Linked DNA regions of Homo sapiens: region 1 is linked to region 2. Evidence: chromatin contacts called from ENCODE Hi-C data. All regions are on one chromosome and are shown on one strand. Each heading gives the region's core, a stretch centred on a gene start or an enhancer-like site at or near the end of the contact. The rest is flanking DNA. Distances are from core to core; before and after follow the strand shown. Region 1 has its middle 210 kb from the start of TBX20. Region 2 holds the start of TBX20 (T-box transcription factor 20).

What was found. Hi-C counts contacts between places; a loop is a spot of excess contacts on that map. Pooled maps may share reads with other maps.
Region 1: a loop to region 2 is called in a pooled map, with 3 times the contacts of the local background. The contact joins the enhancer-like site here to the promoter of TBX20 in region 2. A Hi-C loop is called at or near these places in 6 of 50 pooled maps.

Annotation. Positions count from the first base shown.
Region 1 is chr7:35,464,377-35,469,996 of GRCh38, reverse strand. No RefSeq gene overlaps it. Among named protein-coding and RNA genes, the nearest start is that of TBX20, 210 kb to the right of the region's middle. RefSeq lists an enhancer at 3,265-4,423. Within about 2 kb of position 4,141, at least 4 of the 41 ENCODE cell types and tissues checked have a DNase peak (open chromatin) inside an H3K27ac peak, as active enhancers do.
Region 2 is chr7:35,251,912-35,257,384 of GRCh38, reverse strand. TBX20 (T-box transcription factor 20) reads left to right here and starts at 3,285. Exons shown (of 8, transcript NM_001077653.2): 1 at 3,285-3,891. The coding sequence starts at 3,765. RefSeq lists enhancers at 1-101, 102-913, 3,788-4,364.

The DNA of each region.
Region 1 (5,620 bases), core at 2,892-5,391, 210 kb before region 2:
AAAAAAGGGAAAGCCTGATAACCTGTACCGTGCAGTGTTTAGGCTGCACAGCTTGTCACGGTGGAGCCCTCTCTATCTTAATCCTTTTCTGCTCTGCTCACTCAGCCGTGGGCCCTGGAGATTGCTACTCCTTGCTCAGGACAGTTACTCCACTTGTCCACCACCACATTGGGTAGATTTACTTTCCTGCCATTTCTGTGACTTCTCATTGCCCTCAAGAGCACCTTTATTATGATTAACAATGGCCCAAATGATATGCCAGCTTCTTCAGGCTACCCTGCAAAGGCCCCTGGGGACCAGACCTTTGCATCTTTAAGGAAGTCCAAGTCCACAATTTCTTCCTTGGTCCTCTGCAACCTGCACCCAATCTTCTATCTCTGGGGTCACCTCTTCTGTTGGAGCCCCAGCAAATGGCAGCTGATTGGCCTTCTCCTGGCAGGCACAAGTGGGTGCTAATGAATGGAAGAATGTGCTGTCCTTACACCTGATAATGAGGTAATTGAACCCCCACCTCTTCTCTCTGCACCCTCAGTGTTTCTTTTTATGTTTCTTTTTCTTACACTTGACTGAGAGCTCACAAAAGGCTTAGATGTTATTCCAAGGTGCAAAGTTCCCACACTGGTGTCATGACCGAAAACATATATTTAAATAACACACTGAGGCATGTGATGCTGGTACTGCCTGACCACAATAAAACAAAGGGCTGAGATGTCCTTCTGTCTGTCCACCTGCCCTTCCATCCATCCATCCTTCCAGGCAGCATTTATTTGATGCCTTTCTCTGCCAGACCCTTTTATGTACTGTTATCCTCACAATGCCAGAAGGATAGCCCCATTTCATTGATGAGAAAACTGAGGCTTGGGGAATTCAAAAAAATGTGCCCAAGGTCTTGTAACTTAGAGATGAAAATTTAAACTCTAAAGCCTAAGACCATTACAATGAATATTCTGCCCTGAAGAAGTTCATGATCTGATAGAGACATATTTTAGGTGCGATGACTATTAATTCATTCTAAATTTCATGTTATAAATTCTTACTGTCACTTCAGTTATTTGAAAGCTTTTGCCAAAAGCCCTTGAGGGATGACATTGTCCAGATAATGACTTGACAGCCTCAGAATGTGGACTATCCTAGTAGTAATAACATCAAAGCCTTGAAAGTGTGCCTGGCAGTGTGCTTCATGGACATATTCATTTGTGAAGCTCTCCCTGGGCTTGCCCTCTCGCACATTCCAAACGAGTCCTTAGGCTCTTGTATTTCCTTGCCTTGGGGAATTTTTGCACGCAGCACGTAAACAAAAACTGCTGGAAGTCTATGATTCCTCCTGTGTTCAGTAAATGCTTATGGCAGATTGGGTAGAGGAGGTGGAGAAAAGAGGGATTCTAAGGGTCAAAGAAGGACAAGAGAAAGCTTACCCCCATCCTGGGGAGAGGTCTCTGGTCAGTGAATGGCACAAATAGTGTGGGATCCAGTCCCACCCTATGGCAGCCCCTGGGGAGGTGGCCGGACTGTGAGAACATGGCTCTGTGGGACCCCTGGAGGCTTGTGTCTGTGCAAGACTCAAAAACATACAAGGTCCTGGATGGGAGCTGGGAAGAGGGTCGTCTCAAACATAGCTGTGAACAAATTTCCTGCCAACCCAGGAGAATAGGGCCTTACTATCAGAAGGCAGATGATTACAAAAATTGCACACTTTATTGTGCCAGCGTTTCTCCCTAAAACGCTCAGAATGAAGAATTCTTGCTACTTCTTTTTTGCTTCCTGAATCAAAGCCAAATTTCTCAGAGTGCTTTTCGGGTCCTTTCCCTCTCGCAAACTGATCTTTACTTCTAGTGGAATCCCTGCTGCCATCAGTACTTTGGACTCCATATTCCAGCCACTGGGACTTGTTGGCAGATTTCTCTGTGTTCTCTCCTGCCTCCGTGCCTTTGCACGTCCGGTTCCCTCTGCCCACTGAGCTCTTCTGTTTTCAGAAGTCTCATCTTTCAAGGCCTTGGAGGAGCCTTCCCAGACCTCCCTTCCCAGCACACCCACATGCACACACGTATGCCAATAGCAGAATTAATCATTCCCACCTTTATGCCTGGTGGCATTTTATTGTTTGATCAAAGCTAGGAATTTAGGGCTCATTTCCCCAAGTGGCTGTGAGCACCTTGAAGTCTGGTGCTGTGTCTGAGTGATCCATGGTTCCCCAGGACCTAGCACAGGGCAAGGCACACAGAAGGTGATTCAGCAAATATTTACAGGATGACTATGTTGGAGCATGAGCGAAAGGACTGGGGGCTGTGGAGTGGGTGCTCCACACTCAATGCTTGCCATGGATAGTCAGTTCTGAGCAGGGCTCTCCTCTGACCAGGACAGAGGGATGCTGTATCAAATAGCACTACTTGGCTGCGGTCCCACTGGCAGGAAAGTATTTTAATGTCTTGGTTTGATGATGATTCTGGTGTTCATTGCATTCTTTTGTTTTATACCTTTTACTGATCTTTTTTTTTTGTTTCCCCTAAACTTGAGACTTTCATAAACAAAGAAATGGGTATTAATTAGGTGCCTGGTTCGGGTTATATCACAATGCTATGATTCAGTATCATCCATCCCCATCTTAGGGATGAGTCAAGCCATGCTCAGAGAGGTTAAGTAACTTTCTCACATCCTTACTGTGAATAGGGGCCAGGTGCAAACTCAGACTTGCCTTATCCATCAGGTACCAGTGTTGATGTCTCAGTGGAAAGAAGTACCCTCAATCAGGATAATTTGAGAGGTGTTTATGCACAAAGGCACTAAATACATGCCATGGGTGGGTAGGGGGAAGCAGAGGGGGTACTGCAAGGACCTGGGGCTAGCAGCAGCAAAGGACCTAAAAAGAGAGACTTCGGGGAAGCGCACGAGCGTCCCTGCCCCAGTTCCAGCCAGCCTCCAGCAGCCTCTTGCTGTTTCTCCCTCCTATCTACTGGGATCCCCACCAGCCGGACTTGGAGGGCAGGAGCCCATGGATGAGGCCCTCAGAGGTCTGCCTCTATGGCAGAAAAAAGGTGGAGCAGGAGGAAAAATGAATCTAGAAGGACCAGCAGAAGACAGCTGCACACCAGCCCCATCTCACACAGCTAGGCAGAGCAACGTGACATGTTGGGGTCCGGACACCAAACCAGGCCCTCTGGCTACCAGGGTATGTTCTTACAGAATTCTAATGACTGTGGGCCTTTAACAGCAGGTCACGTTCCCACCCAGCATAGTTGCCACTCTGCTTGGGAGGCCTCAGTGGCTCCTGATGGTCCAAGACTGAGTGATGGAGACCAGGAGAGGGGCTGCTGCCTCCTGTTTAAAAGAGACAGGCACCATAGGAGAAGATCCAGTGGCCCTTTTGGGTCCCATGTCTTCCGAGCATGATTTTCCTTTGAGCGAGAAGAGTGGCAGGCAGCAGTCCTCAATTTTTTTTTCTCTCTCCCCACCCCCAGCTCCTCACATCCATCCCATTTGAGAAGAGAAGGGCAGCAGCGTTGTCTTTCCATCAATTTCTCTGGTACTTGATTCCCTCACCTTTTCTCCTTCTTAATCTTCCTGTGGCTCCTAAAAGGATTAATTAGAAAGATGTGAGCAGGGGTTGGAACGTCAGAAAACAATCGTCACTTTCCTATCTGACCTCTCTCACCAGCTGCAGAATTAACAAATTGAATGTTCTCAGCAGACAGGGGTGGCACATGATGCCGAGTTCATGGCGGGCCTGGCCGGGGCCTGTGCGGAGCCCCATTTAAACAACTCTTGCTGATTAAATTCCTCCCGGGCACTCCCGCCAGATGCTGTTAGAAAATACTCACATCCAAGAGGTTTTTAATTTTTTTTAAGCATGTGCCAATTATTTGCCTGCTATCTGCAGGTGCTGGCAAGCGTCACAGGCCGGCCTCGCTGTCTACACTCTTATCCACTCGGCGCCTGCCTGGGGGGCTCACGTCGTCGGGAATGGGATGCTGGGCTCTGCTAGGGGCTGTCAAAAGCTCTCCAGCCACCCTGCGTGGCTGCCTTCCCTGCCCCCAGCCCAGCCCCCAGAGCCTCACCTTCTGAAGCTCACAGCTCTCTAGAATGTTTCAAGGTGACAACACAGACCGGGTGACCTGCTGGAAGTGGGGCCCACAGGGGCAGGCATGCAATCGTGCCTGGGCCCGTGCCAGCTGCCTCTCAGCCAGGCTGTGCTTCAGACCTGAGCCAAACAGGGACATAAAATCGCCACCTCCATGAGCAGGGGGAGGGTGCTTGGCCCTTGCTCACAGGCCCCTTTAAAATATGTCCCAAAAAGCAGCCCCACTCCTGCTCCCACTTCAGCCATCTTGATTACTTTGTTTATGTCTTGCTTGATGCTTAATGAAAACCAAAGTGTTCTTAGCAGTTTTAACAAATGCCAATTAATGTCTAAAAGCAAGGGTGCAAAATATAAGCTACAGAATTTTTATCCATGCTCATATATTTTAATGAGGGTAATAGAAACATTTGACCAACAATAAACTTTGTACTGTGTTCTACGGTAACCACTGCCTCCCTTGCCCCTTCAGACCTAGGGGTGGTATCCTATTAGTACCAGCCCCCAGGACAGCACCTTCCCTTGGGGTTTCCTTTGACCCTGGCCACACCTTTGGAATTGGCTTTTTATTGGACTCTCCTTTCCTTACCTAATGTGAGTGGCCATCTCATCTCATTGAGGACAGCAGCGCTACTCAGGAATGCTTCCTGTCCATCTCATTTAGGAAGTCCTGTCTTGCCCTTTGATGACACCCAGAGCAAGTTGATGGGCATCTTTTTGGGTGCTTCCACCTTTTGGTGCTTAGGATAACTTCTTCTTGCTTCCCATTAAATGAACAAAGAACTCCCATGAGTCTCATGACACAACTAAGTCATTACAGAGATTTGCAGGAGTAATTGAAGGACCTGAACTTGTTTGTCCCAGAGAAGGGAGAACTTGGGGCAGGGGAGGAGCATAAAACCTCCCCGTGTCTGGCAGGTGCTCACATGGAAGAGGTAACACACTGAGTCCATATGTGGAGGAACCAGGAGCAATAAGAGGATAACAAAGGAAAGACACATTTCAGCTCAATATAGGGAAGGACTTTGTAACAATCGGAGCCCCACAGAGATGGAATTGATGGCCCCAGGAGGTAGAGAATTCCCCACGCTGGAGGTGTTGCAGCAGAGGACAACTGACCACTGGGTGAGAAAGGATAATGCTGGTGCCTGTATTAGACCTTTTCCAAAAATTTCTTCCCACATGAGATTTTATGATCCCTCTTTCAGAAATAGCAAGAGTCCTGTAGGGTCTTCACATTAAGAGGGCCATAGTGGTTCTAGAGGAAACCCATAAGACACGATAGGCCCACACACATGTTAGGGAGGAGAGAGAAAAAATAAACAGTTTTGTAAAGAGCAATAGGTTGGGAGAATTTAGTGTAGGGACATTGTCTTTTGTACTTTAATGGCCTAAAAACAATCACTTTGTTAGAGCCCTGTACAATTTTGTATATTTACAATGGCCATTGAGCCAGAAAAGTTAAAATTAAAATTCAATGGAATTTAAAATTTAGAGGAAGGACTTCTGCTTTAAATTGGTGTTATGATGCCTGATATGTCCCTCTTT
Region 2 (5,473 bases), core at 2,036-4,535:
CTGCAGCTCCCAGCTAAGGGAGCATTCGTTAGCATTCGTTAAGCGAGGGACCATTGTCCAAAAGCCGGAAACCGATTACTTCCTGGACAGTTTTGGGGGTCGACTGTCTTCTGAGTTCCGGGAGCTACAAATGAGAATTTGAAAGAGTGGTGTATATAAGGAGACATCTTCCAGTCTTCCATATAATCAAATTCCATATAAACAAACTCAGATGTATAACAAAATTTTACATTCTTAGGCGCCAAAGTTTAAACGGGATGTAAATAACAATCCAATACCCTCCTGTGGCCCCAATGCTCTTTGTACATTCCAAAACTATCTACATTATATATGAGCACCCGAGAGACATGTTTCTCCAATCGCGAATTTGCAGTTCAAAATTAAATATGATTAAAATTCTGTATTATGCTTTACTTATGTTGGGTTTATTGTGAGTGTTAGGCTTTTTATACACATTAGGGCATTAATCCAAAGAGCTATCTTCCAGGTAGGAATGAACTATTGGCCCTATTCTAACGCAGATGAAGAAACTGAAGCTTTGAGAGGTTTAGTAACCTACACAAAGTCTCCGGGCTAATGCGTGTGTTAAAGTTAACATTAAGACTTCAGCAGCTTCCGCTGCCAGCAGTCAGCCTGAGAAGGGCCTAGAGAGATGTGTTAACGTGCTTGTTTTGTTCCAACCCCCGGGTGGTTTTACCTGTTAACCTGCGCTATCAGTGGCGTTTTGAAGGGACCTCAGAACTCCCCACTCTCCGCTTTGGGAAGGCTTTGAATCATCCTTCGACAGCACCTCTCTGCCCAGAACCGGTTCCCCGTTTTTATGGCATCATATTGATTTGCAAAGGCAATAAATCTAGGAGGAGGGACGGTGTGCCCCCGATAATAATGTTGCAGCATATGTTTTACTGCCGAGGTTTCAACACCAACAAGATGCATAGCCTAGAGATCCCCAAACGGGTCACCCGGATTTGTTTAAAGTGGCCTTTTCAATACCTCTCGTTTGCCGCCTGCCTCCTAACGATCACTCATCTTTTCTTGTATAGTATTTTACCTGTAGTAGGATGCGCAGTCGGGGTTTCCTGCACACAAGAGACACAGAGCTGGGCTAAGGCCGCGTAGGCACTTGGAAAGGAGGAGGAAACAGATTTGTGGCAATTCAGTTTTTCCCTTGCTTCATCAAATTTTCTGAAAATGTTCCTCTCATGATATTATTCATATTCCAGTCAAAATCATTGAGGTAATTAAGAAAAGACACAGTTGTTTTCCTCTGTGTAGAAAAACAATCAAAAGGGTTTTTTTATGAAGTATAATTTTGCGGCAAGTTTTTGAAAACTAAATTCAGCTAACAAGGTTTGCCACACCCTGTTGAAGCATATATCAAGGTCTAGACTAACCATAACATTCCCCGACCTTCCAAAATCCCCACTTCTTGAGGGAAATCTTTCTTTCTGGACAAATCCTAAGCATTTGATATAGGAAAGGAATCAGTGTGTGCCTTCCACTCAATACAAAGAAATGTCACTTACATTGAGAAGGTGTGTCTGGGGAGAGACAGGTTGGGGCGGGGGACTTTAATAACCAAAAAAGGGGTCTGGATTGGGTCTGGGTTGTCCAAAACCAGCAAAAAATTTAAGAATAGAAACGGATCCTCAGATGCATCCTGCGGTTTAATCTGAAAGCCCTCTGCTTGCCAGCCGTCGTTAACTCTACTCTGGCTCTTCAGCTAACAGCCCAGCCACAGCTGCAGGGCCAGGGGCTGATGAGGGTCGGGGCCCGGAGTGTGAGTCCTGCCCTTCCGTCTGCTTCTAGCCGCTGAGGTGGACTGGGGGGAGATGCGCGCTCTGCCACGTCGGGCCCTGTTTTTCTCTCTCAAACGCACATGGAGACCGGCTAGAAGACAGCGTAAATTCCTTCCAGCACCAAAGTCTATGGTTTTACGAATTTCCTCAAACATTTATAAATCGACACTTCGAACTTCGATAGTGATATGAGAATGCATTTTTTAGTCACCTTCATCCAGCACCTTGTTAAAAACTATTGACACACGATGACCAAGACAGGCTGAAATCACGACTCTTCCAGATGTCATCATTTTGTTCACACAAACGTTTTCGACAGCTATTTTAACTTGCCGTTTTCCCTCACAAATTTATTTCAGGAGTAGGGGGTGGTGCAGTGAAAAGTTGGAGTTTTAAAAATTATTATTATTATTTTAATTTTAAGACCCACGAAGAGGCTTCTAATAGCCAGACCGACTGGCTGGAAAAGAGAACAAATATTTACATATACAGCTTGAGTGTGTATGTCAGCCTGAGTTTACACGGCTCCAAGCGAAGCGGATTACCCTGCGAATTCGGAGAATTTGAGTTATTCAGGCTGAGCAGGGCTAACAGGACGCCCTCCAACAAGGCCGTGGGAAGTCCTCGTCACAGCCGCCTTTGTAAAACCAGAGGGGTCTGTGTCCGCTTAGTCCGGGCGCTACCATAAGGTTCGCACTCTCCCACTACGCGTCGCGTGGTTACCGTAGAGCTCCGCGCCCTGACCTTCGCCTTCTCTTCGGCAGCCGTCCCATTTTCCAGGGTCCCTCTAGGGAAAATAGGAGCCCCAGGCTAGAGACGCACTGGTGAGGAGCAGAAGCCACGGTTCTGAGAGCAGCATCCTTTGCCAAATGCCCGCAGCTCTCGCTAAGCTTATCTTTTTCAGGGCTGCATTTGCTCAGCCCCACTGTCAAAGAGATCAAATTTGGGACCATCGAATGAGAGTCCCAGCCCTGGGATCTGCCCCGAGTATGGACCTGGCCAGTTGGCGCCGGCTCAGAGGCGCCGGATTCTACTGAGCGCTTCCCTACTTTCTTTTGGAACTTTGAGCGCAGGTAAGAAAAAGAATGGAAAAAGCGAGAACTCCCGAGGCTTCCACTGGTCTGGTCATAGCTTCCCCAACTGGGCCATGCCCGGATCTCGGGCGTTAGGCCGCGGTGATGTGTCCTCTCCCGACAGCGCGCACCGCCCTCCCGCCCGGGGCTGTGAGACCAGGTGGGGATGTCCATGGCTGCTGCGTCAGCCTAGTGGTGGCACCCTTTTCCCTGAACCTGTGCTGGGGTACCGAACAGCCGGGGCGACAGGCCACGCGGGCGCCGCACCCTGGGCGCGCCCTCCGCGCCCGGCCCGCGGCCCCGCCCCCGGCGGCGGAATCAGGAAGCGGTGACGTGAGACGGCGCTGACTGGCTGCGGGCCTCCGGGATCGCCGCCGCCAGCAAATTAAGGCGCAGGGCAGCGAGCGCCAGGGCTCACTGTCCGTAGTTCCGCGCCGCGCTCCCCACGCCAGCGTCCTAGCAGCCGCGCTCGGCTGGTGGCCACCTCAGCCTGGGACATCCCGGCTGTCCCCAGCCCCAGAGGGAGGAAGGACGCGGAGGGGATGCTCCAGGACCCCAGGACTTTGTGCAGTTGATGCTCGTTTCCGCCTTCGGGCTGTGCAGACTGTCGTCCTGCCGAGCGCCCCGGGGCGTGCGCACCCGCCGTAGTGCTCGGTGGGCCCTCTCCTCTCCGGCTGCCTTCGAAGTCTCTGCGGCTCTGGGGCTTTGCGGTGGGGAATAGAGGCCAGTGTGCAGCTCTGGAGTCGTTGGAGCTGACACTTCTGGAGTCCCTGGCCCCGCTGTGACTGCTCTCGGAAACTTTGAGCTGTGTTTCGGGTCTTTGTCTCCCTTGGGGAATCTGGACGGCAGTTCGGACGACCCCGTCCCTGGCCAGGACCGCGTGCTGGGGACCATGGAGTTCACGGCGTCCCCCAAGCCCCAACTCTCCTCTCGGGCCAACGCCTTCTCCATTGCCGCGCTCATGTCGAGCGGCGGCTCTAAGGAGAAGGAGGCGACGGAGAACACAATCAAACCCCTGGGTAAGTTGGGCTACCCGGCTGTCCGCCGAGGACTGGGGATGCTGCGCATCCGTCTGTGCCCCTGGCTGCAGGCGGCTCGCAGCAACGTCTGATGCTCAAGCCATGAGCCATACATCGCGGGTGGGAGATCTTTTTCTTTTGGGTCCAAGTTTTCTTTGGAGGCTTCAGTCTGTTGAATGCTGTGAATGTGCATCTTATATCTGGGCCCGTCGGTCTCCTAAGTTGTCTAGAATCCATATATCAGATCAGACATATGGTGTGTGTGTATGTTTGTTGGGTTAAAAACATTCATGGAAAAATAATAATAAAACCCCTTTTAAGGCTCAACAGGATTTACTGTGCATGTAACACCTGCTTGTGCGTTTGAAACGGAGACGCTAAAGGACTTCATAAGAAACCAGTTTAATTTTGGTTTTCCTCTGACTTGAATAGACAAAACAGAGCAAGCTCTTTGAAACCACTGTAAAGCAGAATAAGCCAGTTCTCCCTACACGAACCATTTTATTCACTGAAGCTCTAGACTTATCACCAAGACATCATTTTATAACTGTCGTCATTTTCAGTTGAGGTTGGCAAAAACACTAACCAGTAACCATTTCTCAAATTCCTCTACTTTTAGTTATGTTGTTTGTTTAACAACCTTTACCATTTATAGAAGACACTAGGCTAGGAGTAAAGGGAGAACAGGGATTATGTTCTTCTTAACACTAGTGAATTACATGGAAAAGAACCACCCCAAGATAAATATTTAAGAATCTCTTTACAACTGAGGGAAAAAGAAGTGTTCTCATCATTGCCTCGTGGATCCCCAGGAAATAATTGTTACACAGCCTGATCGTCTGGTATCACTACAATGTGAAAATCAGATAGCAAACTTAAGTTAATTTTTCTTTTTTAACCCTCCCCAATTTTTCCTTTCTTCTCTCTGTCCTTCCCACACTTAACATATCACATCCAAAATAATGATAACATGAAAAAAAGGAAGTGTTAGAGATCAAAAATAAGGTGTTTGGGCTTAAAGATGAGAGAAGTAAAATTCCTGTAGCTACTTGAAACCAAGGAAAAAGAAACTAGTAGATCTGTAGAAAACAGAATGTCAAAAAAAAAAAAAAATCTGTCCTCTAAGTTTTCACCCCCTTCCCCTGGTTCTTCCCACCCACCTCCCATCTAAATCTAAACCTGCCAAAGAATGGAGACAATCAATCAAACAAAATCCAATTGTTTAGAAAAATATAACTAACAATTTCAAAGTTATATTGTGCGACTTCTCAACATTATACATTGCTGTTTAGGGGCCCCTGAATTCTTTGTAAACATCTCAGCTTGTTACATAGCAGGAAAAGAGGATTCCCGACAGAAGTGTAGACAGCAAATTGGGAAACATGCCAGCCCCAGCTGCACTGTCATTTCAACATTGCTTCCTTCTCTCTTTATTTTTCTGAGAAAAGCCACCTTATATCGAAAATTCTAAATCTTGAACTTTAAAGCCATGCCCAGCTCACAACTCCAACCCTACCCCCATGCCCACACACACATATAGGCACTAGTATAAAATGCATGTCCCTCTCCTGGCTTTTGAGAT